Linked DNA regions of Homo sapiens: region 2 is linked to region 1. The links are chromatin loops, found by intact Hi-C in ENCODE. Cell type or tissue: PC-3. All regions are shown on one strand. Each heading gives the region's core, and the rest is flanking DNA. Links, peaks and the distances in the headings are about the cores only.

Region 1 (16,642 bases), core at 3,084-11,083:
TCTTCTTGAATAGGAGTCTTTAGATTAGATTCCAAGAAAATCATTCCAAATCTACCTTTAAGACAAGAGTCCTATTTTTACAATAAATGAATAATTGAGACATGGGCACATTAGTAGGAATTAATATCAGATTACTTTCCAGGCAAAAGAACCCTGAGAAAAACAGATGCACTTAGAATATAAAGAATAATGACAACAAAGAGAGGGTAAAGGAAAACAATGCCTTCACCATTTTTTTAGCTGTGTTCTTTAAAACCTATAAGAAATATTCATGATGATTTATAATGAATATAAATATTATTTATAAATAATCTTTCCCATTTTCTAGAGTAACAATATTGATTGAGGTTGAGGGTAGCCTAAATAACAATTGTGGGAGCTATATTCAGGTTTACCTCAAGTTAATTATCTCTAGTTAATGTCAATTTCATCTTATTTTTTAAGATCAGGAAATTTATTTCCTACATCATTTGATATATCTTTGTCAATTAAACTGAACAATTTCAAGTTGACTCCAAGTCCCTCTTTTACTCTTCCTGAGTTGTTTGGTAGCACTCATATCATCTAGGTTCTGGTTTGATCTCTTTCTGATGAAAATATGAGAGGAACCAAGCGCAAAGATGTGAGCAGAAAGTCATAGGAAGCAAAGCACTCACAAGATGTTCCAATAACAAAACATTTCAGAAGTATGAAAAAGGTCAGAGTCAAGTATTTCTTAGTGTTATGAGAAAGAAGTGTAAAAAGTTGCCATGGGAAAAGATCTTTTCAATTCACAGTTTAGAAGGGAGATTTCCATAGCTTTCTTCTCATAGTGCCCATGAGTTCCTCCTGGCATCAGTAACATTCTCTGAAAATTAGGTTCTGAGTTCTGTAGGTGACCCCAGGATACCAAAGGGCTACAGCTGCCAAGGAGAGTGGTTTGGTCTTAAAATTATTAGAAGGAATATTAGAAATAGTATAGAAACCAATTAAAAAATGGTACACCAACCCACACAAATATAGTCACCTGATCCATGACAAAGGAACAATGGTAATACAATGGAGAAAGATACTCTTTCCAACAAACGATGTTGGAACAACTAGACATCCATATACAAAAAACAAAAGTGAATCTAGATAGAGATGTTACACTCTTCACAAATCAACTAAACATGATTCATAGACCTAGTTGTAAAATGCAGAATTATAAAACTCCTAGAAGATAACATCAGGAAAATCTAGATAACCTTGGGTTTGGCAATGCCTTTTTAGATATAGCACCAAAGGCACAATCCATGAAATAAATAATTGTTTAGCCAGAATTCATAAAAATTAACAACTTCTGCTTTGTAAAAGACATGGTAAACAGAATATGAAGCAAAGCCACAGAATTGGGAGAAAAATATCTGCAAACAATATACCTGTTAAAGGACTGTTATCTAAAATATATAAAAAACTCATAAAACTCAAGTAGAAAAAGAACAATCCAAAATTTAAAAATGTATAAAAGATCTAAACAGATATCTCACCAAAGAAGATATACAGATGGCATATCACTATAAAAAGATGCTCAGCATCATATGTCATCAGGGAAATGCAAATTAAAACAACAATGAGATATCACTATACACCTATTTGAATGCCCAAAACCTGGAGCTGTAACGACATCACATGTTGGTGAAAATGTGGAACAATAGGAATTCTCATTCACTGCTGGTGGGAATACAAAATTGTTTAGCTACTTTGGAATACATTTTGAAAGTTTGTAAAGAAACTAAATATACTGTTTCCGCAAGATCCAGTAGTCATGGATTGCTTATTATTTACCTAAATGCGTTGAAAGCATATGCCCACACAAAAACCTGCACACCCATGTATAGCACATTTATTCATAATTGTATGAACTTGCAAACAAACAAGATGTCCTTTAGGAGGTGAAGAGATAAACAAACTCAGGTACCTCCAGACAATGGAATAGTATTCAGTACTAAAATGATTTAAGTTATCAAGCCATGATAGATATGGAGTAACCTTAGATTCACATCACTAAGTGAAGAAAGCCAACCTGAAAAGGCTAAACACTAGATGGTTCCAACTATATTCTAGAAAAGGAAAAACTGTGAAGAGAATAAAAAGATCAGTGGTTGCCAGGGATTAAGAGAGAAAGAGGGATGAATAGGTGGAACACAGAAGATTTTAGTGCAGTGAATAGGAAGCAATATAACCATTTAAAAGAAAAACTATATGTACTGGGAGACGAGAAAACTCTTGTGACTCACTTTATTGCAATATTTGCTTTATTGTGATGGTCTGGAAATGAAACCACAATATCTCCAAGGAATGCCTTATTTTTAGTTTTCTTTCACTTAACAAGGGGTGTCAGGCATATGTAATATTTTGAAACTAAGTTTTTCATTTGTATTATGTTGCAGACATCAACCATAGTCTTGGATTCATCTTTAACTGTTGGGTAATACGGCACTGTCTGAACATACTGTTACAATATATTCCATGGATGTTGGATCCACTGATGAACATTTGAGTTGTTTCCAAGCTTTTGTTAAGTGAAAATTAGTGATACAACATTTCCGAACCTGTGTTTGATTGTATAAGTGCAAGAGACTCTCCTAGACATTCCTAGAAATAAATTTTCTGTGTCATAAAACATGAGAATAATCAACTTAAAAAATAATGCCAAACTGTTTCAGTGATAGATAACTAACTCTCCAATTGGTAATATATAAGAGATTCTACAGATTTCCACTACGTCTAACACTTGGTATTGTAAAATCTTAATGTTGCCAATGTAACAAGAATTAGACAGAAAATTACAGTGGTTTTGATGTTGATGTCACTGATTACAATGAAGTTATTAATAAATATCTTTTTTTGTGTGGTGACCTATGTAAAATGCCTGTTCATGATTTTTGTCCATTTGTTTCTGTTACTTTTCTGTGCATTTCTCATTATTTTTTCCATTTGCAAACACACACACACACACACGGAAAACCTTAGGAACTGGGCATGGTGGCTCATCTTATTCCCACAGTTTGGAGGCTGAGGCGGGTGGATCATCTGAGCTCAGGAGTTTGAGACCCACCTGAGCAATATGGTGAAGCCCCACTTCTACAAAAAGGACAAAAAGGATAAAAATAAAATTAAAATTAAAAAATAAAATAAAATAAAATAAAATAATAAAATAAATAAAATAAAATAAAATAAATAAAATAAAATAAATAAAATAAAATAAAATAAAATAAATAAAATAAATAAAATAAAATAAAATAAAATAAAACAAAATAAAATACCAGGCGCAGTGGTGTGGGCCTGTAGCCCCAACTACTGGGGAGGCTGAGGCAGGAGAATTGCTTGAATCCAGGAGGCGGAGGTGGCAGCAAGTAGAGATCCCACTGCACTCCAGCGTGGGTGACAGAGTGAGACCTGAAAAAAAAAAAAAAGGAAAAGAAGAAAGGGAAAAAGAGAGAAGGAAGGAAGGAAGGAAGGAAGGAAGGAAGGAAGGCCGGCTGTGTGCGGTGGCTCATGCCTGTAATCCCAGCACTTTGGGAGGCCAAGGTGGGTGGATCATGAGGTCAGGAGATGGAGACCATCCTGCCTAAGACGGTGAAACCCTGTCTCTAATAAAAATAGAAAATACAAAAAATTAGCCGGGCATGGTGGCACGTGCCTGAAATCCCAGCTATTCGGGTGACTGAGGCAGGAGAATCGCTTGAACCCGGGAGGCGGAGGATGCAGTGAGCTGAGATTGCGTGCCATTGCACTCCAGCCTGGGCGACAGAGCTAGACTCTGTCAAAGAAAAAAAAAAAAAGAGAGAGAGAGAGGAAGAAAGGGAGGGAGGGAGGGAAGGAAAGAAGGAAGGAAGGAACGAAGGAACGAAGGAACGAAGGAAGCCCTATATGTTCTATATGTATAGTTTGTTTGTTTCTTTGGGTTTTGTTTTGTTTTGTTTTTGAGATAAAGTCATCCTATGTTACCTAGGCTGGTCTCAAATTCCTGCGGTCAAGCAATTTTCCCACTTCAGCCTCCGAAGTAGCTGAGACTATAGGTGCACACCACTGCACCTGGCATAGTTTTGATATAAATTATATAAATATATGTATTCTATCTGTGTATAGGATGCCTTTTCACATTCTTTTAATGTGTCTTTTTAAAAAAACAGAATTTCTTAATTTTAATAGAGTCAAATTTGTTAAGCTTTTTATAGTCAACAAAATTTGTATCTTTTTCAACAAATATTTAACCTGCCGTTACTTTTCACCAACCTAATATTTCCCCCACAAGATCTAAGGGATATTTCAACTTAAAAAAATTTTTTTTACTGAGAAACCTAAAGTTTTGTATTTTGACATTTAGTCTGCTGCCTATCTAGAGCTGCGTATGATCTGAGGTAGGGATTCAGTTTTATCTTTTTCAGCTTGAATAACCAGTTTTTTACTTCTATATACCAAAAATCCCTTTAAGATATGATGAAAGATTCTCAAGTATTTATGGATTTTTTAGAATTACGAATCCTTTAAATATAAAACAGTGGCTTCTTTTTACCTCAAAGCAGGTAATACCACAGAAGTGGAAAATAATATGCAAGAAATAGGAAGAGTTGGAAAAGTAACATTTAAAAATAATCAGAGTTGTGAATTTTTTTAAATAAAACATATTCAGGGTCTGTTTAGTTACACAAATCTATTGAAAGAGGATGTTTACATTTGTTTAGAGGACTGTGGGGGCTCACCATGAGGATCTATAACCCTGAACACTTAACGTTGTCCAAATTGTAATTTAATAAATAAACAATATTAAATATTTTATGTTCAGATATTAAAGGACTCATGTTAAGATTATTTAATCTGAACATAATTAACTTTTCTTAATTTTCTAGAGGAAACTTTATTGAAGAGATACGAGGTGTGCAACATGCAATCTTTTTGCCAGGTAATGAGCAAAATTTGCTTGGTTCGAAATTCACATGATGGAGTGCAGTAATGACATTTTTACTCATATAAATAATAAATTCTAGAAATAGAGTTTTAAGAAATTCTTTGATTAGCACATAAAGTAGTAAATAATATTTAGCTGTTTTTGGATAGTTATTAACTTTGTTCAAATAATTTCTTAACTTCTGTTTTAACAATGATACTTTATATAAAATTTACAACTTACAAAATATATACACACATACTTTTTTTTTTTTTAAGATGGAATGTCACTCTGTTATCCAGGTTGCAGTGCAGTGGCATTATCTTGAGTCACTGCAGTCTTGCCCTCCCCAAGCTCAAGTAATCTTCCCACCTCAACCTCCTGAGTAGCTTAGACTATAGGTATGTGATATCACTCCTGGCTAATGTTTTTTTTTTGTATTTGTTGTAGAAACAGGGTATTGCCATGTTGCCTAGGCTAGTCTTGAACTCCTGTGGTCAAGTGATCTGCCCACCTCAGCCTCCCAAATTGCTAGGATTTCAGGCCTGAGCCACCATGCCTAACCATATAAATCTATTTCTGCACTAATACTACTGAATAGAAAGGATACCTTGCCAGGTTGAAAATCTGTGTATTATAGTGTCTCATATCTTTTGAATCAACAGGAGATATTAACTTACACACCAAAAAAGAAATAGTGCTAAAAATACATAGATTTAAATCTGTATGAAAATATACCTTATTCTCAAGAGCCAGAATGCTCTGCAGATGCTCATCCAAAAGACAGTCAAATGATCATTCAATGTCTATTTTTCCCTGTTTTTATATGACACAATATATTACTTCATAGCATAGCAATATATTTGGTTCATCACATTGAAATTTAGTGCTAACTACCCTGATAGTTTCCGTGTGCCCATAGAAATTATTTTCTGTTTTGAAAATAGCAGTGTAAGAAGGACTATATCTATTCCTTTCATTTCACTTTGAACTATAAGAAACGGAGTGTTACAGGTCAACAATATTTTCCAGTTTTTAAGGTGACTATTTCCCTGGTTCCTGTTAAGCAAGGATGAAATATTATTTCAAATATCTAAACAAAAGTATTTACCATTCATATCCTACCTTTAGCTGGGTGAGTCATTTGATGGCAATTTTCTATTATTTGCATAGCACATGTTAGAGTTTAGAAATAAACAGACATATGTCATTCAAATTTTTATAGGAAAGTGTTTAATTGCTGAGAAGTAAAACACAAAATGACCTCGCAGCATAATTATAAAAAAGAAGCGTAAACACGAAAACAAAGGGAACAGAAAGGCAATGCAATAAATATCACAATCAAACACTTCTTTCATCAAAATATCAGTTCCCTTTTTAAATTCTGAAGTGAATGCTCTAAATTTATTGTTGAGGCTGCTTTAATATTATAGTTTGATGTACTATCTTCGAATTGATCTGATGTTATAATCAACCTTGGGTCAGTAACAGAGACAAAATCCATAGCTTCATGCCACTTAACTAAATAAATATCAACATTCAGGTGAAGGGCTTTGGATTCTATGATTTTACACGTTCCTCACCTAAGTCTTATTATCAGACAATTTTGGTAATTGATGTGCTAATATAATTGTTCTCAACACCTAATTGGGTGTCAACTTTAAGTTCAAAAGGAGCTATGCCAAAGAAGCGTTTTTACGTTTCTCACTCTTTATTTTTCTGTACTAGTGAGTATAGAAGTCTGGTTTGAAAACAGTGATAATATCAGATAACTTCAGGGAAAAAAACAGTGTTTTAAAAACTTTTGGATGGATGGGCTGTAGTCTGAAGTACTACAGGAAGGGAATGCAAACTCGTAACTAGAGTATTTGTCAATTCCAGTTAGTGTAAAAAAAAAACACATACACCAAATCAATAGTGATGAAGCAGGATATTTCCCCGATCCCTTCGCGGGACTCGTGACAGGCGTGCGTGTGCCTCGTTTATTAAGCCTAGCGCTCTCAACTCCTTGCAGGAGGGAGTGTGCGAGTGAACAAGGCAGGAACTAGAGTGCAGGAGGGCTGGAACCAGCCAGCTGCTTTGGCGCGGTGGGATCAAACTCCACTACTCAGAACTACTGCGTTTCACTCCTCATGGGAGGGAGCATGCAGGTGAGCAGGTGCAGGAACTGGAGCTAGCAGTTTTGGGCACCTTCAGGAGCAAACTCTATGCAGGCCCCCTAGCAGCGTCCAGGTGGGGGCGCCTGCAACCTCTGAAGCCCCAGAGGATATGTTACAGTGCTCTTTTAGCTCTGCAGTCCATGGATGGCTTATATATTTACCTCTCAGTGAAACCTCTGCCTTTTCACATGAGGTGGCTGCCCTCCAGCAACAAGGGCAAAGGGCCAGCGTGACAGCCTTTTGTGTCCACACTTGTGGTTCCCGAGATCTTGCCTGGCATCCAGGAAAAGTGAGGTCGCAGTAACGAATTGAAGGATAGTAAATGTAGGGGATTTTATTGCCAATGAAGGTTACTCTCAGCAGGAAGTGGAGCTGAAAGGGGACAGGGTGGAAAGGTAACATTTCCCTGGAGTGTGGCCATCTCTGGCAGGATTCTTCTCAAAGTTATGACATCAAGCTGTCCCTCTGAAGTCAAGCCGCTTCTCTACAATGTCCAGCTGTAGTCTCTGACGTCCACCTGCTTCTCCTCTCTGCCGGCTTAGTCTGAGGTTTTTATAGGGACAGGATGCAGGGTGGAGGGGTCATGGGTAGTTTAGGAAAAGGCAACACTGGAGCAGGAAAACAGGGATAGAATTTCTCACTTTGGGCAGTGGGTTTCAGGCTTTTGGGTTTAAGAGTGGGGTTTCGCTGGGAACCTGCACTTTTCTGCCTAGAATTTCTCAGCCTCATGTCCTGGAAACCAAATGAATAAAATATATTGAAGAAAAGAGAGTGTCCAACTGCTACTGAAAGGTCAAATTCTACTGACAGTTTATGTATACGGGGAGGGAGAATTGACATTAGAGTTTACCAATATAAAGATCAATAGTGTTCACGGAAAGAAAAATTTTGATGAAGTAATAGGAGCAACAGTGGGCTTAACAGGGAGTGAAAATAGAAGAATTAGACACAATTAGTATTGACAACTCTTTCAAGGAGTTTTGCTTCAAAGGAGAGCAGAAGAATAAAGCAGTAGAAAGAAAGCAATGTTTTGAAGACTGACAATATAGCAATAAATTTGTACAGATGGAAATAATTCAATGAGGGGAAAGGAGTAGTGATATAGGCAGGAAAAGAATTGAAGGAATGTTCCTGAGTAGAGAAGAAGAGATGGAACCTAAGAAGGCCTTAGGAATACATAGTTCATCTGTGGAAGAGAAGTTGAATGAGGAGGGAAGAAAATTGTAAAAGGTGTTAAGAGAAGGGGAAATTAATGAACTAAGGAAATATGATTTCTAGTCAGCATTAAAAGCTCACATGAGGTTTGCAGTCATGAAATTAAAGTCAGACCACCAAGATGATATTTCTTTTTCCATACATGGTCTGTTGCTTTGGGTCCAGGTATAGAATATTGAGAAAATCAGACATATCAGGATTAATTTTCCAAGTGAGTACCACAAACTAAGAAAACAACAAGGAAGCTAGACATATTGAAAGGGATTTAAAGTGATTATTAACTATGAAATTTAAGCCAGATTAGGAGATAAATAAAAACTTCAAAGAAGCAAAAGATTACTAAAACCAGTAAAATAAGTAAATTGGAGATCCTAATAGTGCTAAAAGATTTTTAGAGTCAAAAACCTATGGGAGTGAGATGCATAGATAGGAAGTAGTTATCATGGAATGTGATGCATAAAACTGAAATTATAGAGAAATTGCAGTGAAGCAAGGTCCAAGGCATGACCATGAGGGTGAGTGACTGAGATAGAGGAAAGAAGGAGAATTTAAGAAATTGAGAATTCAATGTTTTCAGAGAAGTATCTATGTATATAGTATAATAAACAGGATTAAAATAAACAGGAGTAATGAAGAGAGTTACAGTAAACCAGGAACTAACAAATGGGGAAATGAGGAGGAATAACACAGGAAGCTGGACAAAACAATGAGGAACGGTAGGTGATTTGTAGTCCAATTACATGATATTCAAAGTTAAGTATTCATTATATGAACAGAACTAAAGACAAAAAAACACAGGATTATCTCAATAGATTCTGAAAAGGCTTTTGATAAAATTCAACATCCCTTCATGCTAAAAACTCTCAATAACCAGGTGTTGAAGGAACATAACTGAAAATAATAAGGGCCATCTATGACAAACCCACAGCCCACATTATACTGAATGGGCAAAAGCTGGCAGCGTTCCCCTTGAAAACTGGCACAAAACAAGAATGCTCCCTCTCACCTTCAACATAGTATTGAAAGTCCCATCCAGAGCAATCAGGCAGAAGAAAGAAATAAAAGCATCTAAATAGGAAGAGAAAAAGTCAAACTATCTCTTTTTGCAGATGACATTAATCTGTACCTAGAAAACCCCATGGTCTCAGCCCAAAATCTCCTCCAGCTGATAAACAACTTCAGCAAAGTTTCAGGATACAAAATCAATGTACAAAAATCTCCAGATCCTTAACTAATTGCATCTGCAAAGACCTTATTTCCAAATATGGTTCCATTCACAGGTTCTGGAGAACAGGACATCAACGTATTTTGGGGGTCGCCATTCAGTCCATTACAATAGTATTCAGTTCCCTCTGGAGACTCTAGGGGAGGATACTGCTGCATTCAGGACCCATTCTAACCCAAGATGATCTCATCTCAACTAATTCCATCAGCTATGACCCTATTTCCAAATAAGGTCTCATCCTGAGGTTCTGGGTGGATGTGAATTTGGGAGAAATACTCTTCAACCCACTATACCTTCCAGTGCTGACTAACGTCTGTATTTAAATAAACTCTGCAATTATCTCAGAAGACTTCCAGAAAGAAACACGTGGTGAGTAACATCTATATTTACATAAACCCTGCAGTTATCTCAGAAGACTTCCAGAAACACAGGGGGAGCATGAAACCAAACCCAGAAGGCTTAAATGAAAACAGGGATTAGGCCGGGCGCAGTGGCTCACGCCTGTCATCCCACCACTTTGGGAGGCCAAGGCAGGTGGATCACCTGAGGTCAGGAGTTCGACACCAGTCTGACCAACATGGTGAAACCCCGTCTCTACTGCAAATACAAAAATTAGCCAGGTTTGGTGGCATCCGCCTGTAGTCCCAGCTATTCAGGAGGCTGAGGCAGGAGAATTGGTTGAACCCAGGAGACATGACTCAGTGTCATGTCATTTCCAGGAGACTGGATGAATTTTATCACATGAAGAGACTGGTGTTTTTCTCACCCCTATATTTCCTATTGCCCTATAGATGGAATAATCTTTTGGGCCCCTTAGCAGCATATAGGCAAATTATGGATTCTCAGGTCTCATGAATTAATGTACTTTGCTATCTCCATCTTTGTTACTCTTGTGATTTTGTTGTTGTTGTTGTTGTTTTTTGAGACGGAGTCTTGCTCTGTCATGCAGTGGCGGGATCTCGGCTCACTGCAAGCTCTGCCTCCCGGGTTCACGCCATTCTCCTGCCTCAGCCTCCCAAGTAGCTGGGACTACAGGTGCCCACCACCATGCCCAGCTAACTTTTTGTATTTTTAGTAGAGATGGGGTTTCACCGTGTTAACCAGGATGGTCTCGATCTCCTGACCTCGTGATCTGCCCACCTAGGCCTCCCAAAGTACTGGGACTACAGGTGTGAGCCACCGTGCTCGGCCTAATCTTTTCTTAAATAAAATACTAAAGAAGTCCCAACCACTATATCATATTGCTATAAATTCATAATCACTTAAATGGCAATAAAAGCAAACAGAAAAATTTATTAGAGCCACTGGCAAAAACAGTGAATCTTGTGTAAAGATAAGTACCTTTATATGATTAATTTATTATGATATGATAAAATCCACTCTCACACACATTCTCATGATTCTCATTGATGCTTCTTGTCCAAAACCTGCAATTTTTTAATGATATAGGCCATTTTCTCTTAGCAGGGACTGTTATTCCTGTACTCATACAACTCTGACATGTTCTTATAGTAACACACCTAAAGCCAATTAAGAGTAGCAAAGGCAGATCTTAAGAAAAATTATCATCATTTTTGATACACTGATTTTAGTTGAATTGTTGCATGGGCTCAGGACAAATTATCTCAGGTGTATATACCTAAATGTCATAATCTCAAATCTTAGAAACACACTCATTCCCTAACATATCCCAGATTTCCGGGGCTGTGAAGAGGTACACTAATTTATAAGATGTATATTCTTCAAGGTACTAAACCTTGAAGTCTTCAGCAGATCAATGAATTTCCAAGAAAAGGGAGCCTGTGTGGCCTGACTAAATGTTCAGATATTTAATAAACTAATCTACAGTGGACACATTTTGTACTTTATCAGGATGTGATGATGAAAATTGCTCCCCTCGTGCTTTAAAAATATTAATACTAAAATACTTTCCTTTAATTTTACACTTATTACATGTATTAATATAGAACTTTTTCTCAGACTGATACAATGTCAGATTCTTTATTCTTTCAAGAGGTATCTTAATTAGATTTCATTATGAACTCCATACACAAGAGCTCGTTGGCATTTATCATTTAAGAAATACCACAAGTTGTAAAGCTGAGCTAGGGAGCAGACATTTATATTAGAAACAAGGAAAAAAAAACAGTTTTTGTAAGATGTTGATTCATAGTGAAAAATATAAATTCTGAACAGTTGACACATGGAAGGCAGGGATGGGTGCCTCTATTTTGTTAAAAGTAGAATGAAAATATATCAGTATAATAATTCAATTAAATAGGCTGTCATATCACAACTTTCAATGTGCCTCTTGGCTTGTTAATTTTTAATGACATAGTTATGTCAAAAATTAAAATAGAAATTCCATTTAATTTTTTCAAATAGGATCTCCATTCAATTTATTAAATTTCATTCAGTTCTTATGAGTAGTTTTGCTATGTTTTGGTTGTTCTTTGTTTTCCAGTTTTGTTTTATGGTAAAACAAAATCAAAATGTCACTGCAAGAAAAGGAGCTATGCTAGTTGATAGAGAAATAAAAAAATATAAAGAAGAGAAAAGAGAAAAAAATTGTACTTTCTTCAGAAATACAGTGTTTTGTGTTGTGAGATGACTCTGTTCTAACCCCTGATACTGTAAAATACTACTGCATGCAATACAAATGGACCTCAGATTGTAGGATTGAACCACAGACCCCTGGGCTTATTTAACAAAAAGTAACTCTCTTTAGCTTTTCCCTTTCCACTTCCTGGGGTCACCTTTGACTGCACTGAAGAAAGGAGCTCTAGAAGCACTCCATATAACTCCCTTTACACTACTGTCAACTCGTGTGGCCTCTCCTTTCTATCTTGCCTCTACTGGTGGTAGTTCGCAGATTCTGCTGTGGTTTCTTGGCAAATGTGTGAAATTTCTGTGAGTTTCACTAAAAGAATAAAAACAAACTGGTATATAATACTACCTAAAAAGGACAAGAGAAAAGAGAAGGTAAAGGAATTTTTACCTTTTATTTTTCCCCACTGTTGCATTGTGAAATACTTTTCTACTATTTGATATATTTAATTTAAATTTATGAAATCCCACTGGGGAAAAAAGTCTACAAAGCATTTACTCAATTCCGCTTAATCATGGACTATTATTCCCCCAACTCACCTCAGCCATTAAATAGCCACTCCCTTCCTTTCATTTCATCTAAGATTCACGTATTTTATAGGTCAAGTCAGCTTACGGACACTGAATTATAATAAGTGTCAGTCTAATCCTTTCAAAAGCCTTTTTTTAAGTATATCTTTGCACACTATAATTTCTTACCAACCAGAAGGGAAGTCGTTAGAAGCTGTACTTATTTCAAGTTATCAGGCAGAGTAGCAGGAAGGTAACATGTGTTTTACTATCTTTGTAGTGTTAAAACCATTTGCTATGCTAGTATGTCATAGAATAAGTGGTTGATATATAACCAGACTGTTTTCCGTGCAAACTATGTGCTTAAGAGAGGAGGCAGAGAACAGGCAAGGTACATACCAGCAGGCTGGAAACCCCTCAGCACAAATTTCTGAGCCTAAATCTTGTTGTAAAGGTCACATATTGTGTTATATAATTGTCAGCTTGAAAAGTTCTTTGATAGCTTGAACTTTACTACTTGTAAAAAGTGCTGGGCTGCCAAGTAGAGTACATTTTCCAGGTTTCTGAGTCCATGCTTGAGCTAAATAAAGTGTGACAAATCCCCTGAGGGCAACCCAGGCTTTTCATGCCATAGGCACCTCTGACTCAAAAGTTACAGCCTTAAAGTAATATAAGACGGCACAGCCAACTACAGAGGTTGCCTGAACCAGGAAGGAAATTCTCCTGAGATCATGTATATGTGACATCTCCAAAATGCTTCGGGAGTGACCATAAAATACAATGTATGATTTTTTTTTTCTATAGAAAACAGCTATTTTAATAAAATAAAGAGAATCCAACCATTTGGATTTGATTTTCTTTGTCCTGGCCAGCTAATTTAACTGACATTTGTAGGAATCCACTTTGAAATAAATTGATGAGTCTAAAAGGACAACTTCTAACTATGAACAACTAGCACTTAACCATTGGTTAAGCATCTCCCCATATCTCTGTTATAGAAACCTGACTATAAGCTATTTCAACATACACACACACACACACACACACACACACTTACACATATACACACACACACAGGCCTGCCTTTTGAAATGATTTTTTTAAACTATCATAACATTGGTATGTTTCTTAACAGTCGTTGACCAGCTTTTAAATCCAATTTTACCTGTGAATTTCTTATGAAAGTGAAATGAAGGTGTTTCTGACCTATATCCCTACAAAAAAATTGTTTCTTTTCATATTCCAAATATCAAAAGTTAGGAAGAATTGACTTCACAGCAACTAAGTGGCTTAAAAAGGTTAAGGAAAATGGTCAATATAAAAACATACATTACTGGGTTTCGCCAAAAGGAAGCCATATTCCCAGATGCTCTGACCGGGAAAATGAAACAGCTCAATGTGAGGCAGAAAAACCTCTCCCTTTCCATTTTTATTGCCATATTTTTCTACCCGTTTCTCACATGGCACACAATAACTTGGCCATTCTCTTCACGGTCAACTTTAGGAATAACCAGAGAAAGTAATATTGTCTATCCACTGGACAATAGGAAAGTTCTCCACCCTTAGCCCAATTCAAAGAGATGCTGTGCCAGGTGTCACAGGTTGTCAGTCCTGGAATCTCAGGTGTCCAGTCAGAGGAGGAAGGCCCATCAAAGCAGAAGTGGATATGAATATTCACAATGTGAAAACAGGAGAGTCAAGAGTACTTTGCATATCACTTAATTCAATTAGTCAGGTTTTACAAAATGATTTGTGCCTACAAATAACTTTCCAGAAATTTCTAGAGGAAAGAGAAGCAGTTGGTATTAAAATAAGTTAGAAAAATACATTCTTGTTAATTTGCCAGGCTCATTTATATATTAAAAACTTTGGAAAGTCACAGTAAGAAAAGCTGTATACTAGAGTTAAAGCAGGCATTTTTTCCAAATGCATTTAACAAATCAATCTCTTGTATTTTTTAAACAATACTTATTAGCATCCTCCTGTCCCATGAAGCAGGACCTGGGGAGGTTTGGAGAAGATCATTCCTGATGTGTGCTTGACTTTTGAAATCATGCCACTACCAAGATGTACTACAAAATGATCAAACAATATCAAATAACACTTGGAAACAAACGCTTTCTTTAATGGAAAAAGAGATAATCCACTTGTGATTTTAGTTCACAGATGTAAAGAACTGAAAAAAAGTATCCCTCCTATTTTTACAATAAGTGAAATCCTGGGCAAACTTCAAATTAATGATTTTCTGAATCCTATCAAAAAACTGAGGTTACAGAGCAGAGTAACCTAACCCGGAATCTGGAGAGGCTGCCAGCAGGTAGAAACAAACCCAGGCACTTGCTTAAATGAGATGATGCTACTGGATGCATCTGGATTCATCTAAGTTGGGAAGAAAATTCAGTGAGAAATTCTTAAAACTTGCTAACCTCCCAAGTGTGGGATTTTATGAGAGTGTAAAAGCACCCTCAGTGTAAAAACACCAAAAGGAGATGGAAAACTGTACTGATGGCCACAGACGTAGGTGGGGGTTCCCATCTCCTTGCAGGCTTTTTCTCCCTGGGACACCACCAGTTGCCAAATGAGAAACTTAGAGAGAACCCTAAGAGAGGAAGAGAGAGAAGAAAGTGGGAGGGATGTGGGAGAGAGAAAGGAAGAGACAGAAAGAAAGAGAAAGAAGAAAGAGAGAAAGAAGGTGAGAGAAGAAAAAAAGAAAGAAGGAAAAACACTTACAAGGAAAATAAAAACTGTAGCCTGAAGGTTCTGGTAGAAACTTTCTATAGCTGGAAGAGGAAAGAGAAACCCCAACTGAGCCAATTAATCTTTAAGGGTGGCCTGGATTCAATAACTCATTTGTGTTAATTAACGTAGGCAAGGTAAACTAATAACTTCATAGAGAAACAGGCAGAGGCCATCTTTTTTAAAACCAAATGATCAAGTTTAATATCACCAGTAGTAAGTTGTGTTGATATCATGTTCCCTGATAAACTGCAACAAGAAGGTAAATTCGCCTAAGTGCTATTTTTTTTAAAATCTTAACCTCAAGCTAACAATGTGAAAACCCAAACTGATGACCATTCTATTAATATTTCACCAATACTCTTCAAAATTTTCAATGACATTAAAAAGAAAGACTTGAGCAACTGTCACAGATTGGAGGAGACTAAGGAAACATAATGAATAAATGCAATGTGGTAAACTAGATTGGATTCTGGAACAGAAAAATAACTTTATTGAAAAAACTAGTGAATACTCAATAATGTTTGTAGTTTAGTTCACAGTATTGTACCAATGTTAGTTTCTTAATTTTGATAAACACATCATGGCTATGTAAGAGGTTAACTTTAGGGTAAACATCAGTAAAAATGTAGAAAAACTCCCTATACTATCCTTGCAAATCTAAACATCTAAAATTATTTCAAAATAAAAAATTTTAAAGACGAGTGGTAATAACTTAATCCCCCCGCTGCCATATCTAATGGAATCTTATAAGACACACTTGCTTATATTTTGTTTAGAATGGCAGATAGAAATAATGATGATATCTACGTTTTTCCTACTTTATGACTTTTATATTTTAAAAATATATCAATGTGCTGAATCAGAAAAAAAACAGGAGTTCATAAGCTGAATTAATTATGAGCAGGATCTTTCTTCCTCATACCTTATTCATCTGTGTTACAGTATATGAGTCCAACATGATGTACTCTTATTCCTGAACATGTTTCATTTCCATTTACATTTTCACAATTTGACATTTCTCTTTCCTCTCCGCTCTTCTCTTCTTGTCATATTTTTAATATTGCATGCTTTTTTCCAGCCTGTATACCAGTGCTATTTAAAGGAAAAGAATTGCAGTGAAGTAATAGTTTGACGGCTCCTGAACTGCAGTGTATACTCCTAGATGAACCAAAGGTATTTTAAAAACCTTGCCATACTTTATATCTTAACACTTGTCATAGAAAGACAACACTTAGTGACACTGGTTGAAAATCCATGTTTGGATTTCATTGTCAC
Region 2 (16,642 bases), core at 3,638-11,637, 270 kb after region 1:
TTTTTTTTTTTTTTTGAGACAGAGTCTCGCTCTGTGGCCCAGGTTGGAGTGCAGTGGCGCGATCTCGGCTCACTGCAAGCTCCACCTCCCGGGTTCACACCATTCTCCTGCCTCAGCCTCGCGAGTAGCTGGGACTGCAGGCGCCCGCCACCACGCCCGTCTAATTTTTTGTATTTTTAGTAGAGACGGGGTTTCACAGTGTTAGTCAGAATGGCCTCGATCTCCTGACCTCGTGATCCACCCGCCTCGGCCTCCCAAAGTGCTGGGATTACAGGCGTGAGCCACCGTACCCGGCCTTGTCAATACATTTGGAAACTTAGAAAAGATTGAGCTTTTCACAAAATTGTAACTTATTACAAAAGAAAAAAAATAGACATATTAGGTTATGTCTATAGACCTGGCTTCCCTTAGAATCAGACATAGGGCTTACATATGGTACTTGTGGAAATGGGATTCCATGGAAAAGTAAAGGACAAGTGGAATAAATTGGAAGAAGAGGGACAACAAATACAAGGCCTCACCAAACTGTCTTCAACTGTAGGTAAATATTGCTATATCTAAGGAGATATTTAAGAACTCTCCACCAAGAAAAAGGAAAGCATATATTCTTCCGTTCTCTTTTCTCATAGGTCAAGTAGCCCTAGCATCATTAATTGCTCTGCACTTCTAGGTTGTATGTGCAAGAGTAAAGAGTGACTCTGAAGGAGGTCCCATGGTAGAAAATGACAGGTGCATTAAGTGGTGAGGTGATAGGTTTCCCAATTGTCCCTTCATAAAGCAAATCAACATCTACATAGAATTGGTCACCACAACATTGGCTGGAATAATAGTTCAAGAGAATTTTAAAGTACTGTACAAGAGATAGCCAAATTAAGAGTGTGTGTGTGTGTTTGTACAACCAAAACATGTCTAGATAACCTGTTAATTAAAATTTTATATAATTTATTTCAATATGCAGAAAAACTCAACTTACAAAGCTTAAAACATCCTGATAAGCTCTTAAGAGCTTAAGAGTAACTTTACTGTACTTAAATTAATTGAGCTTTTACACATAGCAATTTTGCCACCAGCTTTCTTCTTTTTGTTCAATTTTAAATATTTTGCCACCAGCCTTCTTCTTTTTGTTCAATATTGCTTTGGCTATCTGAGGTCTTTCGCATTTCCATACAAATTTAAGATTTTTTTAATTTCTGTGAAGAATGTCATTGGTATTTTGATAGAGATTGCATTTAACCTGTAGTTCACTATTGGCATATAGAAACACTACTGATTTTTGTATGCTGATTATGTAACTTTATTAAACTCATTTCTTTTTCCTAATAGTTTTTTGGTAAAGTCTTTAAGGTTTTCTATGTATATGATTATGTCATCTTCAAACAATTTGACTTCCTCTTTTTCAACTTGAATGCGCCTTATTTTTTTCCTCTTGCCTAATTGCTCTGGCTAGAACTTCTAGTATGATGCTGAATAAAAGTGATAAAAGTAGGCATCCTTGTCTTGTTCCAGATCTTAGAGGACAATCATTCAACTTGCTAGGTATGATGTTAGCTGTGGGTTTGTTAGATATGACCTTTACTGTATTGTACCTTTCTCCTAAAACAATTTATTGAGAGTTTTTATCATGAAGGAATGTTGAATTTTATAGGATATTTTTTAGCATCTATTGAAATGAGCATATGGTTTTTCCCTTGATTCCTTTAATGTGATTCATCACATTTATTGATGTTCTTTTTTTTTTTTTTTTTCAGACAGAGTCTTGCTCTGTCACCCAGGCTGGGGTGCAGTGGCGCAATCTCGTTTCACTGCAAGCTCCGCCTCCTGGGTTCACGTCATTCTCCTGCCTCAGCCTCCCAAGTAGCTGGGACTACAGGCGCCTGCCACCACGCCCAGCTAATTTTTTGTATTTTTAGTAGAGACAGGGTTTCACCATATTAGCCAGGATGGTCTCGATCTCCTAACCTCGTGATCTGCCCGCCTCGATCTCCCAAAGTGCTGGGATTACAGGCTTGAGCCACCACACCTGGCCTGATGTTCATATGTTGAATCATCTTTTTATCACTGGGATGAATCCCACTTGATCTAGGTGAATGATATTTTTAGCAGGCCATTGAATTCAGTTTGTTGAGGTTTTTGCATCCATATTTATTAGGGATATTGTCCTGAGATATATATATATGTGTGTGTGTGTGTGTGTATATAATGTATATATATATGTGTGTATGTTTGTGTATATATAATGTGTGTATATGTGTGTGTGTGTATATATACATATATATGTATATATGTATGTATATATGTATATGTATATATGTATGTATATATGTATATATGTATGTGTGTATATATACACATATATACATATATATATATATAAAAAACAGGACAATATCTCTAATACACATGGATGCAAAACCCTCAAAAAACTGAATTCAACAGCTTGCTAAAAATATCATTCACCAAGATCAGAGCTGAATCAGAGCTGAACTGAAAGAAAATTGAGATGCAAAATAAATAAAGACCAACAAATCTAATAATTTCTTCTTTGAAAGAATTAATAAGATCAATAGACCTCTAGTTAGACTAACAATGAAAAAGATAGAGAAGATCCAAATAAACACAATCAAAAATGACAAAGGGGACATTCACACCAAACTTGCAGAAGTACAAACAACCCCCAGAGACTACTTTGAACACTTTTGTGTATACAAACTAGAAAACCTAGAAGAAATGGATAAATTACTGGAAATATAAAACCTTCCAATATTGAACCAGGAAGAAATTGAAATCTTGAACAGGTCAATATGAGTTCTGAAATTGAATCAGTAATAAAAAACTTACCAAACAGAAAAAGCCCGGGAGGAGATGGATTCACAGCCAAATTGTACCAGACATATAAAGAAGAGTAACAATACTACTAAATTATTCCAAAAACTCAAGGAGGGGAGACTCCTCCTTTACTCATTCTGTGAGGCCAGCATTATTTTGATACAAGAGAAACAATAAAACATGAAACAGAGAAACATAAAAAATGGCAGAGAAACAATAAAAAATGAAAACTTCAGGCCAATATCTCTGGTGACACAGACAAAAACATCCTCAACAAAATACTAGCATTCAAATCCAATAACACATTAAAAAGCTAATCTACCACAATCAAGTAGACTTTATTACTGGGATTCAAGGTTGGTTCAACATATGCAAATCCATAAATATGATTCATCACATGATCATAGCTAAAAACAAAAACCAAATGATCATCTTAATAGAACAAGCTTTCAATAAAATTCAACATCCCTTCATATACTATACCATTAACAAACTAGGCATCAAAGGGACATATCTCAAAATAACAAATGCAATCTATGACAAAATCATAGCCAATATCATGCTGAATGGGCAAAAGTTGGAAGCATCTCTCTTGAGAAACAGATCAGAACAAAGATGCCCATTCTTACCACTCCTACCCAACATAGTAAGTAATAGACAGAGCAACTGGACAAGAAAAAGGAATAAAAGACATCCAAATAGGAAGAGAGGAAGTCAAACGATCTCTGTTTGCAGATGACATAATTCTATATCTAGAAAACCCCATAGTCTCTGTCAAAAGGCTTCTAGAACTGACAAACAACTTTAGGATATTTCAAGATACAAATCAATGTATAAAAATCAGTTGCATTTCTATACAAAAACAACATCCAAATTGAGAGCCAGATCAAGAAGGCAATCCCATTCACAATAACCACAAGATGAATAAAATTCCTAGGGATACAGGTAACCAAGGAGGTGAAAGAACTATACAAGAAATCAGAGATGACCAATGGAAATGGAAAAACATTTCGTGTTCATGGATAGGAACAATTAATACTGTTAAAATGGCTATACAGCTCAAAGTAATTTACAGATTTAGTGCTATTCCTATCCAACTACCAAAATCATTTTTACAGGATTAGAAAAAAGCTATTCCAAATGTATGTGGAACCAAAAAAGAGCCTGAATAGCCAAAGCGACCCTAAGTAAATAGAACAAAGCTGGAGGCAGCACACTACCTGACTTCAAACTATACCACAGGACTACGGTAACCAAAACAGCATCATACTGGTTGAAAGACATATAGACTAATGGAACAGAATAGAGAGCACAGAAATAATGCCATGCACCTACAACCATCTGAACTTTGACAAAGTCAACAATAACAAACAGTTACTGTTAATGTACCCTCAGCCCTAAAACAAAAATTGGAAAAGAAAAAAATAAAAGATAAAAACTAATTTAAATATATTCTCAACATTTAACTCTCTATATAATCTCATTCATGCACATATTCATGTATATCTGTGTACAGAGTTTTATGGATGGAAAAATGAGAAGGGTATTGCTACAGATATCAAAACATATTTTACATTAGGAAAAAGTGGTATAAATACTATTTAATAAATGATGCTGGGTTAACTGGCTAATTATATGCAGATGATTGAAACTAGATATCTTCCTTTTACTATATACCAAAAGCAACTCAGGATGGATTAAATGCTTAAATGTAAAGACCTAAAACTAAAACTGAAAAAAAAAAAAAGAAAGAAAAGAAAAAACCTAGGAAGTGAAAAACCTAGGAAATACCATTGTACCATTGTGAACATAGGCCTTGGCAAAAATTTCATGAAAGACTCCAAAAGAAATTACAACAAAAACAAATATAAGCAAGTAGGACCTAATTAAACTAAAAAGCTTCTGCACAGCAAAAGAAACTACCAACAGAGTAAACTGAAAATCTATAGAATGAGAGAAAATGTTGCAAACTATGCAGCTGACAAAGGGCTAGTATGCATAATCTATAAGGAACCTACATCAACAAGCAAACAACAAACAATCCTATGAAAAAATGGCGAAGGACATCAACAGGCACTTCTCAAAAGAAGAAACATACATGTAGCCAACAAGCATATGAGAAAATGTTCAGCATCAAAAATCTTTAGAGAAATGCAAATCAAAACCATAATGAGATACGATCTCACCAGACTGAATGGCTATTACTAAAAAGTCAGAAAATAACAGATGTTGGAGAAGTTCATACACTGCTGGTGGGAATGTAAATTAGTTCAGCCACTGTGGTAAGCAGTCTGAAGATTTCTCAAGTAACTTAAAACTGCCAATTGACTCAGCAATCCCATTACTGGATATATGCCCGAAGGAATATAAATTGTTCTACCAAAAATACACTTGTCCACATATGTTTATCACAGCACTATTTGTAATAGCAAAGACATGGAATCAACCTAGATGCCCATCAATGGTGGACTGAATAAAGAAAACATCATACATGTATACAGCAGAATGATACACAGGCATAAAAAAGAATGAAATCATGACCTTTGCAGCAACATGGATGGAGCTGGAGGGCATAATCCTAACCCAATTAACACAGGAACAGAAAACCAAATACTGGATGCTCTTACTTGTAAATGACAGCTAAGCATTGAGTACACATGGAAACAAAGAGGGGAACAACATACACCAAGGCCTACTTGAGAGTAGAAGGTGGGAGGAGGGTAAGGGTTGAAAAACTACCTATCAGTACTATGCTCACTACCTGGAGGAGGAAATCATTAGCACACTAAACTCTAGTGTCACCCAATTTACTCATATAACAAACATGCAAATGTACCCCCTGAACCTAAAATACATAAAAGTTGGAAAATAAAAAAATAAAAATAAAAGATAAAAACTAATTTACATATATTCCCAACACTTTACTGCACTCTATAGATAGTCTCATATTCATGCAAATATTCATGTATATCTGTGTATACAGTTTTATGAATGGAAAAATGAAAAAGATACTGCTAAAGATATCAAACCATATTTTATATTAGTAAAAATAATATTTTTGGACAATACTATGCTAAGCATAATAATACATGCTATGTGCTTTTTGTGGATCACCTCATTTAATTCTGAATCCTATGGAGTAGAGATTATTATAACACTTATTTTAATAGATGAGGATACTAGCGGTTACCAAAGTTTAGGAACTTGTCAAAAATCACCAGCTTGTGAGTGGCAGAGCTGTAATTCAAACTCGGGTTTCCAGACTCTTGAACTCTTCAGTCCTACGCCATCCAGATCTCCTGACTTCCTTGCTGAATTTATTACTGTATATTCTGGGAGCTATTGCTTTGTATATTTTCCCAAATATACACAGAGAGGCAAAGATGGCATCATTTTTGCTACTGATCTTTATCCAGGCTCCTGGATCTACTTCTTCCCTGGCCATAAAAATCTGGTTCGCCAGGGAGGTATATGCATTCATAAGATGAAGTTTCTAAGAAATAAAATTCAAGTTATAAATTTTTCTTAGTTGAAATCATGGAAAACACATATATTAAAATGAAGAATATAACATTATTTTATATTTCATCCTCCCATTTCTTTTATAGCCCTCATTTTAATGTTTTAAATAATCCTTTCGTCTCCAGTCTGACCCACCTAGTAGGTTCTAACTTCCTGATTATAGACCTTTTATGCTTTGTTTATTGTTGTCAGTGGTCTACAGGAGGCACTTAATAACAATTGCTTGCTCTAGAATCTGAGCTCAGGCAACTCTGAACAGTCTTTCAGAGAGAGAGAATGAATATCTGAAAATTAAATACAGAATTAAAGAAGAGCCATTTCCATGAGATCAAAGAGCAGTGCAAAGGAAGAATGAGCTGCTCCAACAGCTCCCCAAGGCCCTCTGCTGTCTTTTATGCTAATACATTCTAAATGTATCTTCCTGATCTGGTTGGATTTTCTCTTCTCAGAAAGGTCCCCCTTGATGTTCATATGACACTCTCTTTGTCTATGTCCTTGGTGGGGGTCAGGGGGAAACTGATATCTAAAAGACTGTGTACTGTCTGGGACTGGAATTGTTGATAGGATAACATCAAGAATGCCAATTAAGTTTGGAGATTAGGTTCTGTGATACCTCTCTCTCTCTCTCTATCTCTCTTTCTCTCTCCTTTTGTCCTACTGAGTATACCAAGGAACCTGAGTTGTGGGACGCCCAACAGTAACCATCCACAAATGTGTTCCAGGTTGGAAAAAAAGTATATCTATACATATATACACAGATGTTTATGTAAATTTTTTTACCACAAAAATGGTTTGCACACATTTTCACTACTCAAACACCTGAATAGCTTTTGGATATTTTCCTTCTTTAAGTACATTTCGTTTCTAATACCCACTATGCATTTAGCAGGACATTGAACAGAAAAGTAAATGAAACACTGCAAACACAAATACCCCTAAAGAAATCTTAAAGACATTTAACATTGTTAATATAAATGTGATGCCGTGTTTGTATATAAAGCATAATGTTAAGCATCTCCAGCATGTGGCACAGCTCAGGTTTTCTGAAGAAAAACCTATCTACCAAAAGATAACTGGATATTTGTAAAGTTTTACTTTGCTGTTATCCAGAGGAGTAAAAGAAAAAGGGAGCAAACCATTTATCAAGAACCACTTATATGCCACACATTTTGCTTGCCACTTTAGGAGTTTTATTTAAGTGAACATTAACAGTAATCTTATAATATTAAATTTAAAAACTGTCCCTAAAAGGGAGGGTGAAACATGTCCCTTGTCAAAAAGTTAATAAGAAGCCAAGCCAGGATGTAAATTCAGGCCTTTTTCTGATTCCAACATCTGGATGTTTTTCATTTCATCATGATTCTTTCCAAAATTTTTCTACCAAAGTATTTATTCTAGAGCTATGTATTTACCCAGTCATACTCTAAAGAGAGATTTATAAGCTCTTTCGGAAACAAGTTGATCTTTTTTTGAGAAGCCACAAAATGTGTGCGTTGAAGTGGAGGGATGAGAATCAGACTTCAAATTATTCATATCTTTCTATGCCAAGGAATAAAGACGATATTAATTCTATCACAACAATTCTGTCAACTTAATCCTTACAGATGTTAAATAACTCAAACTGAATAAATCTCTTTCACTGTTGACTCTGTCACAAAATAAATAGAAGTACTAAAAGTGAAATGATTATGGGAAGCCTTAGTATTGCTTTAAAATTAATATGTTTACAACTATAAAACCATTTTCAGCCAAATACAGATTATATATAACTCTGACATTATCCCCTAAAAAATAAGAAAATTAAAAAGTTCTGTAACAAGATGGGAAAGTATGATTAACTAAGACCAATTTTGAAAAATACGCCGGAAAAAGAATGCAATAAATCAGTTTGCCAATAAAGAAAGGTAATGGAAAATAACAAAGTTGCCTACATATCCTTTAAATATCATTGATCCACTCCCAAGCTCAACACATTGGCTGTTCCAGACCTTTATTGCACTCCTCCACTCCCTCGTATTTCTCTTTCTCCTTTGCTTACAGGAGAACTTCCCCGATTGCCTAAAACTTCATGTAGTAAGTAGAAACAATGTGATGGAGAACTCACTCAATTTCCTATATTATTACTTATACATACAGCTACACACACACACACACACACACACACATGCACACACACTGATATTCTTATATCCTATATCAGAAAAAAATTATTTCATATAATGCCAGTTAGCCAAATACATCCAACTGTGCCATTCTCAAGACACTGAACCCAAAAACTAATCCCCTGCCTTTATTTTGACTCTTTTTATTCCTCATAAAAACTTGCTGTCGAACAGCTTCTCAAGTCAACTTAAAAATAACAGCCCATAACAATAAAAACAAAATATTCCCCTTGATTTGAATTATTGTCTTCCTTCCATCTCAGTCCTGGAAGCAAAACAAGATGTCTGTATCTGTTGTCTACTTTTTTTTTTTTTTGTATATCTTTCCCTTCTCTTTTCTTTTCTCATTTGTCATTCACCCATCTTGCATTAAGTTTATATCATCATCTCTATTCGACGTTGAGGATACAGAGACAAACAGGTAATGGTTCCTGCTGTCAAAGGGCTGGCTCACTTATAATGTAACAGAAAGAGAGCAATAAGTGTAGATTAATGGGTTCAATTAAATATTATAGTGCAATGGGACAAAATGAGAATGCACTACTCTACGTCAGTGGGCCAAAAAAAAAAAATTAAAAGACAGGAAAAGGGCCTTGAAAAAAAATGAGTACATATTTAGCTCTTGAAGGGAATCAGAACATACAATAGAAGGGAAATCAAAGTAGAAAGAGAAGCAAAAACAAAGTCAATGATACGAAAGAGCTTTGGATGTTTGAAAGCCTTCAAGCCATTATACATGGCATAAAGATGGGAGGTAAGGGTTAGAGATGGGGGGACGTCAAAGAGATAAAGCTAAAGGGGTAAGCATAGATTAGAGATGAAAGCATCTTCTGTATTACGTTGAGTTTAGAATATATTATAAAGAAAATAAGAAATGACTTAGTAATGAAAATCCTGGGTAAATGTTTCAATAGGTTTGCTATATAACAAACCACTCCAATACTTAGTGACTTAAGAAATGCTTATGTCAGTTGGACTGTTCTGATCTGGTCTGATTCAGCTGATCTCTCTATAGTCAACTAGTGCTTCAACTGGGATTAGATGGCCCCACATATATGTCTGATGGTAGGCTTGATGGCAGCTCAGATAATAGGATGACTTGGCCATGTGTCTCTTACCATCCAAGAGACTATCTCAAGCTTTTTTACATGATAGGAATCTCAGAATAGCAAGAGCAGACAAGCCCCAATGAAAAAGTATTTCTTAAGTCTCTGCTTATATTACATTGGTATTGCTCCATTAGCCAAGTTAATTCACATAAAGAAGGACAGAATCTGTGTAGGAATAAATTACCTAAGAGCATGGATACAAGTGTAGACATAGTTGTAGTCATTTATTGTGAACAAAGACCAGAGCAAGGAACCAGAACTTTATAGCATAGAATATATTTATAGCATAGAATATAATGTGTTATTTACAAATTGTTTATAACCAACTGATTGACCAGAATCACATCTTATTGTATCTTTTGTCCCCTGCAGGCATGCAATCTGCCCTTAACAGTTGTGAGTCTTAAAGCCAGAGTACAAATGGAGATTTATATAACATATGTCTAAATATTTAAAACTTACCAATTAAGCTAACAAAATGTTAAATACACCACAGACTAGTCTTCTACTTTGACAACTATAAGTTCATAATGACCTGAAAGGCTAACTTCAAATTTTTTGGACCCCTTGTAGTTTCTTGCTGGAATGTGGATGCCAAGGAGGGCTGGTCCACAGCATCCACCACTATGCTTTTCCCTCCAGCTCCAGCGCTGTGAGAAGCTTCATACCCATACATTCGTTAAGCACAGTCCAACATGTCCAACTTCCTTATTCATCTCCAAAAGGCAAAAACTCACATGCTGGGCCTCAGGTGGTGCATAACTACGATGTGCTTTTCCTCTATTGGATCAGGATGGAGCAGAGAATTTGCAAGTCCTGGAAATGGATGTGGAGCCATTTCGACAGGGAATTTGGAATCTAGAAAATAATCTAGAAATTGGGGTGTGGCTCTGACCATGTAGATTTCCTGCCCCTTGAACAGGGGTGCCACTGGAGAGCACAGGACTAAGATAGAGAACCTCTTGTCATAGTTTATTGGTGGTTATTTCAGGTGAGAACATAGGAATAAAGATAGGTTCTTTTTCTTTACTTTGGTATCTACTTCTATAAAGAGCTACATGGACACAGGGAGGGGAACATCACACATCAGGGCCTGTCAGGGTTGAGGGGCAAGGGGAGGGATAGCATTCTGAGAAATAACTAATGCATATGGGGCTTAAAACCTAGATGATGGGTTGATGGGTGCAGCAAACCACCATGGCACATGTATACCTATGTAACAAACCTGCATGTTCTGCACATGTGTCCCAGAACTTAAAGTATAATTAAAAAAAAAAAAAGAAAAGAAAAAAAAAGAGCTGAATCAGAACTGAAAATCAGAAAACCTGGGTAAGGGGCTCTCTGATGAATTTCTATGTAAACAATTTAAAAAGAATACAAATAAAAATTCAAAAACACAGAAAAAGGAAGCAATTTCAGTAGTCATGATACCACAGACAGAACGTGAACCAATCACTATCACCTTCTTTTCTTTACATGTTAATCACTGCAAAATCTTGCTTTTCTACCAGATCCTCTACTTAAATTGCTCTGGCATCAAAACCAATAGATATTTCTCAGGACTTACCTTACTGACAATATTTGTGGTCCAACAGCAGTCTTTTCTATCTTTTTGCAACAGTGAGCATATGACCCAGGCCAGACAGTAGAAATATGTCATCCTCTTTGAGTCGTCATGTGATCTAAGTAGGACCAAACAGAGTCTTCCTTCAGAATGTATATGGATGCTGGAGGAAAGAGAGAAATATATCCTTCCCCTGTTCTCCCCAGGAATAAAAGATCAGCCCAGATCTTCTAAGAAAAAAGGAGCAGAAGAGAGAGGGAGACAGGGAGAGAAAACATAAACTCGCCATGAATGAACCAGTTAGCCATTATACCAGATTTCTCTTTAATATGAAAAATAAATTATTAATGCAGATATTTGTTGGTTTTTAAAAATTTTATTATTATTATACTTTAAGTTTTAGGGTACATGTGCACAATGTGCAGGTTTGTTACATATGTATACATGTGCCATGTTGGTGTGCTGCACCCATTAACTCGTCATTTAGCATTAGGTATATCTCCTAATGCTAGCATTAGGAGATAGTATTTGTTGCTTTAAATGGTTTGAATTAGGTCTGTATCTCAAACTAATATGTTCCAACACAACTGCCCTTGTAGTATGCAACACCCTTGAATATTTTCTTTATTTTTTAAATCTTCCTTTCCTAAGCTTCCAAGATTCCTGTTCTCTCTCTTGCTTTAGTTAACAATACAGGTACTGTATTAGTCAATTTTCATGCTGCTGATAAAGACATACCCGAGACTGGGTAATTTACAAAAGAAAGAGGTTTAATTGAACTTAACAGTTCCATGTGTCTGGGATGCCTCACAATCATGACAGAAGGCAAGGAGAAGCAAGTCATGTCTTACATGGATTGTAGCACGCAAAGAGAGAGAGCTTGTGCAGGGAGACTCCCATTTTTCAAAACCATCAGATCTAGTGAGACTTATTCACTATCACAAGACCAGCATGGGAAAGACTTGCCCCCATGATTCAATCACCTCCCTCTGGGTCCCTCCCACAACACATGAGAATTCAAGATGAGAGTTTGGTGGGGACACAGACAAACCATACCAGGTAATGATGTTTTCTTCTATCTGTCCCTTGAGTGTGAATGTTTCTCAGCCCATAGTTGTTTCATTCAATAGACTGTCTCTTGATAAAAACACACCAAATCTTATCACTAATGTTTAAGCCAGGTCCCTAAATATAGAAAACAGATAAAAATTCATTGCATTTCCTGTAATTTAGCTCAGGAATTGCTTTCAGTATCTACTTGCTCAAATTCCCATCCTTTGTCATGTACTGCTGTTTTTAATCATTTGAACCTAGCTTCACCTACTGTCTCTTATTTATTTATTTTAGTTTCTCTTCTCTTCTTTACTCTTTTTTGTAACTACAATTCCTATTAATTCTGGAAGAGATAAACTGATTTTGGAACCATTCCCCAGTTCATTTCTTTTTCCCATAAAAGAAAGGATATATTTCTTTCTTTCCTCCAAATGATATATCAAACCTTATTCATAGGGGAAAAAGAAGATTTGCCATTTAATCAGTGGTCCTCAAAATTTAGCAGGTATGAGAATCACCTGAAGAACTTGTTAAGACACAGAACACTGGTCTTGCTCTTAAAGTTTCTGATTCATTAGATCTGGGGTGAAACATGAGAATTTAAATTTCCAATAAATTCATAGGTAATGCTGTTTTTCTTGGTCTGGGTAATAGGAGTAGTTCCAGTCTATTATATATTGTTTGTTATTTTCTTTATTGCAAACCTTTATATCATGTGCTCTTTCTGAGTGTGGATAAAAGTTGTACCTTTATTCTAACCAATAGAATATGGCAAATGTGATGGGGTATTACCTTATCACCGTGTTATGATACATAGGACTCCGTTTCAGCAGAAAGGAGAGAGAGAGGTTCTCCTGCTGTCTTTGAAGAAACAAGCAGTCATGTCACAAACTGCCTATGCAGAAGGCCACGTGGCCAAGATGTGAGGGTAGTCTCTAAAACTTGAAATTAGGTTCCAGGCAATAGCTAATAAAAAGCTGGGAACTTCAGTCAGACAATCACATGGAAATGCATTCTATAAAATACCTGAATAAACCTGAAGGAATCTGAATGCAGTGGATTTTTCCTTAGTTAAGCATCCAGATGCAAACACACCCTTGTGTGTTTTCACCTTCTTTGCAGCTATGGGAGACCCTGAGCAGAGGACTTGGTCAGAAGCCAAGTGTGGACTCTGACCCATGACAACTGTGAAATAATACATGTATGTGGTTTGAAACTTCTAAGTTTGTATTGCAAACAACATCTTCTAAAAATATTATCCCCAGAACCAACCTCTCCAAACTTCTATCACCTATAGGATAACATCTAAATACCTTATTAGGGTGCATAAGGTTCTTTATCAAAAGGGTCTCACTTCTGTCTGTAGCCTCAGTGTCCAAGGAGTTGACCCTTCTTCTTGCTATTTCAACTTTTATCTTCAAATTTGGAACATGCTCTAATAGATAAAGATCAGAATCTTTCAATACTTTTTCACTGAGGATTCCTCATTCTTTACCCACACTTAATCCCTTCAAAATTTATTTCCAGTGTTGTCATCTTCTGGGAAATCTACCCAGACACTACCCATCAACTCGACTCCTGGGCCTGAATTAATTATCCATAGCCTTTGACTCTAAGCACATATTTACCTCTATTTTTACAGTTAAAACATTGTCTTGCAAAGTTAGTTTGCTTTTCTGTCTTCCCTTGTTGATTTCAGGAACTTGAGAGCAAGTAGTTTCCCCTAGTTAATACCTCAGATGCCTGTCTACAAAGATGGTACATATTTAAAGGTTCAATCATGAGTAATGGTTTATAAGAAATCCATATATATTTTTCAGAAGGACATTACTTATTAAAATACTACTGATGCAAAAAATAGTAGCCTTGGTAGAGAAAAATATATGCAACATAGACTAAATAGTATCTGATATCATAAAGTCATGGCCATCCCCTAACAGGGATGGGAAATAAAGAACAATAGGAGGTATTTGTTTAGCCATGTTAGGTAGGTCAAACACTGAGTTACATGTGTATTTTCCAGGGACTCTATGATGCCAGTTTATAATATGCTGTTTTGTACTGAGCTAATACCACAAATTTCAGTTTTATACAGTTCTGCATGGATACGCTCTTTGAATGAATCAACTATTGTCATCACTTTTGATGGAAGATATTTATTTAATTAAATTACTAAATAAATAATCACAAATTTTAAAATAACACAATTTTAAATGTACTATATAGTGAACACATTATTGAGGTTTTAAAAAACACTCATCTATTACATTTTCTGTTTCCCTAAAAAGAAATCTCATCCTTTCATAGTTTTTCCTCTGTTTTCTGGGAAATTAGATTTAACCAATGTAATAGCATTCAGATTTATATTTAGAGACCTCACATGAGGAAAATTTTTCATTTCTAGTCTGATTCCTCTGCGTCCATGAGATGTATATTATCCTTAAAAATATTATTCAATATAGTAATCACATTGAATTCTTCTTTTGCCATTATGCCGCAGAGCAAAAAGCTGACGTCATGTGATGGTCCTAATAAAGTCACTTGTAATGCACAGACAATTACACAGAAACCATAAGAAAAAGGCACCATTACATAAAGATAGGTAATATGACAATATAATTATAATTTAAATGAGACCATTATCCTTAATAAATCAAACCTATATACACTTGGAAAGAGAAAACCACAGTCTTTCAATATAGCTATTTATAGATATCCCAAATATTCTTTCTTATAAAAAGAATTTAAATTGCAAAGCATAAAAGGGAAAAAGATCACACCACTTGGCTTGTGTTGATATGTTGACACTGCTTGTTACGTCCTGAGTTATGTCCTCAAAAATGTTTATGCTAAAGTTCTAACCCCCAGTGTCTCAGAATGTAAATATATCTCTAGGCAGGGCCTTTAAAGAGGTAACGAAGTTAAAGTAAGGCTTTAGGATGATGTCCCTATAAGAAGATTAGGATATAAAGAGAGACACTAGGGGTGGACACACTCAGAGAAAAGGCCGTGTGAAGACACACTGAAAAAGTGATGATCTGCAAGCCAAGGAGAGAGTCTCAGAAGAATCCAAACTTCTCTGCACCTTGATCTTGGATTTCCAGCCTCCGGAAGTCTGAGAAAATAAATGTCTATTAAAGTTGGCCAGTCTGTGGTATTTTGTTGTGGCAGCCATAGCAAAGTAATAAACTGCCCCATTTTCCCTCAGTACTAACAAGGTCATGGTAGCAACAATGACAAAATAGAAACATATTTCTCTAAGAGTGAAAGAAAAAATAATTTTTGATGCTATAAATATTTCTGAGAAGCCATTTTAAAAATGATACATAAACTTAGATTTATTCTTCTTAATACTAGTGTTGTTTTTTCTCTCTTGTTTTCAACTTAGAACAAATCTCTGTCTGGTTTTGTGCAGGAGCACTAATCTGAGTGTATTACAATAAAATTACAAAAAAATGATAAATATATTTAGTATATCTCTAAAGTAATTACTTTAGCAATAAAATACAACAATCAGGAAAGATGATGCTTTTATTCTAAAACCTATGCCAGAATATTGCAACACGAATAGCCTGTATAAGGTACAAGAGTTTTTTTTTTTTTAAAAAAAATTGCTTTGTTAACTATTCCTGTAATGACAACTTGACATTTGGTCTTTACAATTAAAATGATAAGTATCAGATTAAGAAAATTTGAAGTACCTCCTTTTTTATAAACAGGTATAAAAATTAACAGCTGACAAATTTTTTAATCTTGGCCACCTGTATTATACCTGGCATGATTTAATTAACACAAAATGAAAAATACACATTTCCAAGTATCGCTACTGAATAGGTTTTCCTAGGCTGATAATTGAACTCATAAAATATGTAATTATTATTCAGATAAAGAAAATGAATATATTGTTATCTATTAATACATTATGACCCTAAAGCCCTTTGTTAAACTCTTTATTCCTTTATGAATAAAAATCTCACAGTTTCTTTTACTATATTCTTAATATAAAGGAGCAGTATTTTATGATCATTATTATATAAGAAGACACTTGTTCTATACAAAATTGAATTCCACTAGTCACAGATCATTTTTAAGGTAGTTAAGCTACTATAGTAGCAGATATTATACCTTGAAGTCATTGAACTCATACCAGCTGACAAGCTAACAGAAAATTGAAAGACAATTTTCAATACTATGCTCCAACTAAATGCCAATTTAGAAACTAAATATAAATCCTGGATTCTGTTTGCACTTTGAAAATTACATTCCAAAGTTTAACAGTAGAATGAAATTTTTTGTAAGTTCTATAGTCTCAAGTCTTGAGGCTTAGGCAAAGTGTGTTCCAAAAGAATAGGTGCTATTACTTAAAATGCAAAAAAAATTTCTAAAGCTATACATACCCGTAAAAC

What was found. Peaks named below come from ENCODE experiments on the same cell type or tissue, not always from the same donor. Only the 100,000 strongest peaks of a DNase experiment are listed, where the experiment ranks them.
Region 2: a loop joins it to region 1, with 9 times the contacts of the local background. A loop is called at or near these places in 2 of 110 quality-filtered maps.

The regions. Positions count from the first base shown.
Region 1 is chr13:65,919,842-65,936,483 of GRCh38, forward strand. It overlaps LOC105370244 (a long non-coding RNA gene), which reads left to right and starts at 16,446. Exons shown (of 3, transcript XR_001750019.2): 1 at 16,446-16,540. RefSeq lists an enhancer at 7,076-7,575. In PC-3, for the core only: a CTCF peak has its summit at 7,121 (motif pointing right); a DNase peak (open chromatin) is centred at 7,300; H3K4me3 peaks cover 1,734 bases; H3K27ac peaks cover 2,401 bases.
Region 2 is chr13:66,194,034-66,210,675 of GRCh38, forward strand. No RefSeq gene overlaps it. Among named protein-coding and RNA genes, the nearest start is that of MIR4704, 16 kb to the right of the region's middle. In PC-3, for the core only: a CTCF peak has its summit at 6,732; no DNase peak of the experiment used is centred there.